2 separate regions of the Homo sapiens genome follow, and region 1 is linked to region 2. Evidence: chromatin contacts called from ENCODE Hi-C or POLR2A ChIA-PET data. All regions are on one chromosome and are shown on one strand. Each heading gives the region's core, a stretch centred on a gene start or an enhancer-like site at or near the end of the contact. The rest is flanking DNA. Distances are from core to core; before and after follow the strand shown. Region 1 holds the start of ZBTB7B (zinc finger and BTB domain containing 7B). Region 2 holds the start of RPS27 (ribosomal protein S27).

The links. A loop is a pair of places that touch in the nucleus more often than their neighbours do. ChIA-PET counts read pairs that join two places held with the same protein, here RNA polymerase II (POLR2A). Pooled maps may share reads with other maps.
Region 1: a pooled map shows a loop between it and region 2 (8-fold over the local background). The contact joins the promoter of ZBTB7B here to the promoter of RPS27 in region 2. A Hi-C loop is called at or near these places in 1 of 37 single-sample maps with no recorded cell type and 4 of 50 pooled maps. POLR2A ChIA-PET finds 5 or more read pairs at or near these places in 1 of 52 experiments (BJ).

What each region holds. Positions count from the first base shown.
Region 1 is chr1:155,001,451-155,004,150 of GRCh38, reverse strand. ZBTB7B (zinc finger and BTB domain containing 7B) reads right to left here and starts at 1,349. Exons shown (of 3, transcript NM_001256455.2): 1 at 1,208-1,349. RefSeq lists silencers at 81-200, 1,911-2,100, 2,211-2,450.
Region 2 is chr1:153,989,312-153,992,011 of GRCh38, reverse strand. RPS27 (ribosomal protein S27) reads right to left here and starts at 1,250. Exons shown (of 4, transcript NM_001030.6): 1 at 1,210-1,250; 2 at 789-897; 3 at 336-446. The coding sequence starts at 1,215. It also overlaps a transcript of RAB13 not described here. RefSeq lists enhancers at 332-1,312, 1,010-1,369, 326-1,525.

The DNA of each region.
Region 1 (2,700 bases), core at 100-2,599, 1.0 Mb before region 2:
AGCGCTCGTTTCCTGTGGGTCAGCTAGCACCGGCGCCTCTGCCCCTCCCCTGCTCCGGACCCAGGCTCCCCGCCCCCCTGCCCCCCAGGGCGCCCCGAGGTCTCACCATGTCTCAGCCGCCCTTTGATACGTGGGGGTTGTGCGGGGCGGGGGGCAGGGGACCCGCCCTCTCTCTAAACACCAGCAGGGCCGGGGCGCCTGGGCAGGCACGTGTCCGGGCACAACCCGCTGCCCACGCCGCCCCCCCACTCCCGCCCCCACCTCGCTCTGGCCGGGACACGTCGCTCTCTTACTTGGGATGGGGTGGGAGGAGGGAGAGAAAGCTGGAAATTGAAAGCAGCGCCCCCCACCCCTTTGAATGGCAGCCTTCTGCCAGGCGCACTCTGTAGGTTCTACAACAACACAGTAGCGACCCCCACTCTGGGCTGGGGCAGGTGCGCCGGCGCCGGTGGGGGGACGGGTAGTAGGTAGGAGAATTCTTCCTAGTCACCCGCCCTCGCTCTTGGGTTCTGTGGTCATGAGCTGGCGTGGAAAAGGTAGCGGCGGGACTGGAGCCTGAAGGAAGGGAGTGGGATTGAGGGGCAGGGAAGAGAGCGGTCGTTCTATGTCGGTTCAGAGGTTGTTGCTGAGCCCCACTACCGCTGGAGAGAGCGCGGCTCTGGAAGCGCAAGAAACCGAATAGTCCAGCCGGTAACTTTCCCCCAAGCCGCGGCTCCTCCTGCGCCCCCCCAACCCCCATGCAACTGGCCTGGGGCCAATCCACCGCGCCAGGGGGCGCGGGGTGGGGGGGGGGTGCGCGTTGTCCTAGTTAGAGTCCGTCAGCGTTTCCATTCCCTCAACTCAGTCCGGTCTGGGGTCTCCCCCTAAAGTCACGAAGGAGACTGGGGGAACGCTCAGCGTCGCCTCACCCCCTCTCCATCCCGAAGCCGTCTGTCTGTCTGATCCCAGGAGAAGTGCAGATAAACTTTCTGGGGACCCTCCGCCTAGGGTTGGGGGGCATCCGCAGTTCCTTCTCTGTCTTTCATCTCAGTTAAAACCAATTCCAGAGACCCGGGGTGTTGGGAAAGCACAGGGAAGGGGAGTGGTGGGAATGTGATCTGCATGCGTGTGTATCTGGGGGTCCCACTTACAGGACGGACGAAGGACACTGCAGTAGTCTCGAGCCTAGTGAACCCCGAGCCAGGAGACAAAAGTGGGGTACACTCACCTCTCAGCCGTCGGGTCCGCTGGCTGGAGCTGCTGAGGCTCACAGTGTGGGAAGAAGCGCGTCCCCCACCAGGCCCGGGGGCTTGGGGCCCTGCTCCGGTCCTGGTCAGAAGGCCGCGGTCAGTTGCTCGCCGCTCGCTGCTGGGGGGCTCCTCCTCCGCCGCCCTCTGCCTCCTCCTGCCGCCCGCCCCCCCTCGGCCGCCAAGAGCCGTACATTCACCTGGCTCCCACCCGCCCCCCCCTCAGGGCCCGCCTCACCTGTCCTGCTGTCTCACCTGTCCTCCAGCTTGCTTTCCCCCCATCCCTCCCCTCCCTCCCCCCGCCCCTGCCACCCCCCAAACTCCCCCCCCCCAACACTTAGAAACACCCTCTGTCACTTCCTGGTTTTTCACCCGCCCCCCCAGGCCCCCTCCCTCCGCCCAATAAGGACATAAACTTCAACCCCTTCGTCCAGCCAGTCCCTGCAGAGCGCAGATGGGTCCCTCCCTCCTTTTTTGCCCCCTTCTCCAAACTCTTACTTAGCTCTCCTAGCCTTTCCCACCCTCCTCCTTTCCCTCCTTCTTTCCTTCTCTCTGTCTCCCTTCACCTGCCGCGGTCCCTCTCTCCCCCCCCTTTCTCCTGCCCCTATCTCTCCCAGTCCACCTTAACTCAAACTCCGCCCCCGGCCCCCATCCAGCCCTTTGCTGCTGCTCTGCCCGCCCCCTGCACGCCACCGCCCTGTCCGCTCATTGGCCTGAATACCCGCTCATCTCCAGTAGGTCTCGCCTTGCGTTCGTCCAGGGAGGGGGCGGAGCCGAGGGGCTGGCCTGGAACCTGGAGAGGAGGGGGGAGGGGGCAGTGTCCGCAGCGGCCAGGGAATCGAGCACCCCCTACAGGGGCTCCCTCTCCTTCAAGAGGGGCTTCTGTAGGGTCAGGACCTCAGGAGGGAAGGGTATGAGAGGTTAGGGATAGGCTGGGTGGGGGTGAATTGGGGACTTAGGGTCTTGAGGGAGGGGGTCCCGTGAGGGGCTGTAATCAGGTCAGGGACCTAGAAGGGAGGGGGAGGGGGAGCCACCAGGCCTTCGGCTCCGGCCCCTACGCCCCACCCCCTCTCGGAGGGAGCCGGGGAGTTGAGCCTGCGGGCGCCCTGCGTCCCTCCCCACGCGTGACGGTGCCCCGCGGGGAGGGAAGGGCGCCCCAGGCAAGCAGCCTCTGTGCTGTCGCCAGTGCCCGCTGCGGCCTTGGCATTGTCGGAGGGGAGGGGCCCAGTCTGCGAAGGGGGAGGGGGCGCGCCGACGCTTTTGCTCCCCACCTCCATCCCGCGGGTTCCCTAAGTGGAGAAACTGAGTCTCCACCGAGGAGGGATAGCTTGACATGAATTCGCTGAGAGACCCAGGTGGCGAGGGGTGCCTGGATGTTTTGGGATGTGTGGTATGTGTAGGTTTTGGGGAGGACCGGGATAAATACTTAGGAGTCCCCCAACTGAGAAAGGTAGCGGGTGAAGGATGTTTCTGA
Region 2 (2,700 bases), core at 1-2,500:
CCTCTCCCAAAAAAGCAGATGCATGATGATCCACCCACAGAAAGCTACATCTTTTTTCTCAACTCTTAGCTACCTGCGCATTTGTATCACTGGTTACTTCCTATCAACTTAAGCCCTTTTATCACCCATTTATCCCCGCTTTAGACAGTAGTGCTTTGAGATTAATACATAGCTTTTGGTAGTATCTAGTTAAAACAACCAAATCCAACACTTCTTGTCTAAAAATTTACATTATAGATGATCCCTGTCACTGTTAAGACCGAAAAATCCTAAGAAATGTTTCCATTTCTAAAAATCAAACTCAAAGCCCCAAATCACATTAGTAAACCATTTACCTTCTGTAAGCCTTGCTTTTCCTCCTGTAGGCTGGCAGAGGACAGTGGAGCAGCCAACACACAAAACTACCGTTTGTGCATGGCTAAAGACCGTGGTGATTTTATAGCATCCTGAAAGAAAAGCAGATAACATTTTTTTCCTCTATTACACCCGTCTTTCCTGCACTTATGCCCAACTCATCATCCATTACATTGTTTCCCAACACAAAAAAACGTAGGGGTTGTATGTGAAATGTGATGAGAGATCACGGTGAAATGAATCACTCCTCCTAAGATGCAAAACTTTGCCAGTCTCATACATTCAAATTTTAAGAGTATCAGGGAAAATATTTTCCACAGGCGAAGAAACTGAAGCTGCTGCACAGCTTCAAGGATACGAGACAGCTAACACTACAACATTTTCCAACTGTTGAGGTCCAGTGCTTTCCCCACTACAGCAAGCCGTCTCCTCACCTGGGCATTTCACATCCATGAAGTAGGAATTGGGGCTCTGCACCAGGCGTTTCTTCTTGTGTTTCCTCTTCTCCTCTTCTGGAGAGGGATGAAGGAGATCCTTTGCGAGCTAAGAGGGACAGAAATGCAGAGATTTAGAAACCAACAGCGAAAATGGGATGGTCGAAAATAGCCCCCACTGTCACACACCGGGGAGAGCTCGCCCCTCGCCGCCCCTGGTGTCTGCGCAGCTGGGCCGCCATCTTATCTCCTCTCCGCTCCCGTCTATGCGGGTGGCCCGTGGGCCGCTGCGGTCCCTGGAGTTAATGTCCTAAGAAGTGCAGAGGGTAAATGAGGACCCTCTACGATCCGAAATCAGCGTGAGGGGAGAGTTCGGACAGAACAGCGAGATCTCCGCCGAAACCTGGACCAAAGCACTCACAGGCATGTTCTCGTGTGCGTAGGTCGTCACCGCCGGAAAGGAGCGAAAGCGGAAATCCTGCCCCTTATATAGAGCACACTACAGGAAATGACGCAAGGATCTTGTGCCACCATGTTTGGAACGTCTTACTTTGATCCGCCGCAGTGGGGAGACAAGGGAGCTGCCATTTTCGGAAGGTCTTTAACTGTTAGTTGTGACACATATGCGTCACCATGTTGAGAGGGTTACCTTGCTAATTTGAGGTCAGCGTTTGATCACTATCCAGGGATAAATGGACACTTTTAAAATTTTGTGCCATACCTTGACAGTTGGAGCCTAATAAATAGGAAAGGTTGAGGAAAACACCAGGGAGAAGGAGCCATATCCAGGACTTCCGTCCTATTTTTTAAATACCTATATTCTTAACTCTTTTTCTATTGGTTTAATTTAACAGTTTAGGCCGGGCGCAGTGGCTCATGCCTGTAATCCCAGCACTTAGGGAGGCCAAGGCGGGTGGATCACCTGAGGTCAGCAGTTCAAGACCAGCCTGGCCAACATAGTGAAACCCCGTCTCTACTAAAAATACGAAAATTAGCCAGGCGTGGTGGCGTGTGCCTGTAATCCCAGCTACTCTGGAGGCTGAGGCAGGAGAATCGCATGAACCTGGGAGGCGGAAGTACAGTGAGCCGAGATCCACTCCAGCCTGGGTGACAGAACAAGACTCTGTCTTAAATAAATAAATAAACAGGGGAGACATGGTTTGGTCAGTGAAAAGAAATAGGGAAGACTCAAGGAGATAATGAGAGGTGAGAGAATGGACAAAAAGAGATTGAATAGTTTAGCTTGAGAAGGGACAAGCATGGACACGGAAGGTGATGGGGATAAGTGAAAGATGCCTTCTTTTTTTTTATTTTTATTTTTATTTTTTTTTTAGACACAGTTTTGCTCTTGTTGCCCAGGCTGTAGTGTGATGGCGCCATCTCGGCTCACCACAACCTCCGCCTCCCGCGTTCAAGCGATTCTCCTGCCTCAGCCTCCCGAGTAGCTGGGATTACAGGCATGCGGCACCATGCCCGGCTAATTTTGTATTTTTAGTAGAGACGGGGTTTCACCATGTTGGCCAAGCTGGTATTGAACTCCCGACCTCACGTGATCCACCTGCCTCGGTCTCCCAAAGTGCTGAGAATACAGGCGTGAGACACCGCGTCCGGCCTTTAATTTTTTATAGGCAGCCAGAATAGGCTCGAGAGAGACTCCCTTGAATAATTTTTTCTTGCCCGGGCGCCGTGGCTCACGCCTGTAATCCCAGCACTTTGGGAGGCCGAGGCGGGTGGATCACGAGGTTAGGAGATCGAGACCATCCTGGCTAGCACGGTGAAACCCCGCCTCTACTAAAAATACAAAAAATTAGCCGGGCGCGGTGGCGGGCGCCTGTAGTCCCAGCTACTCGGGAGGCTGAGACAGGAGAATGGCGTGAACCCGGGAGGCGGAGCTTGCAGTGAGCGGAGATCG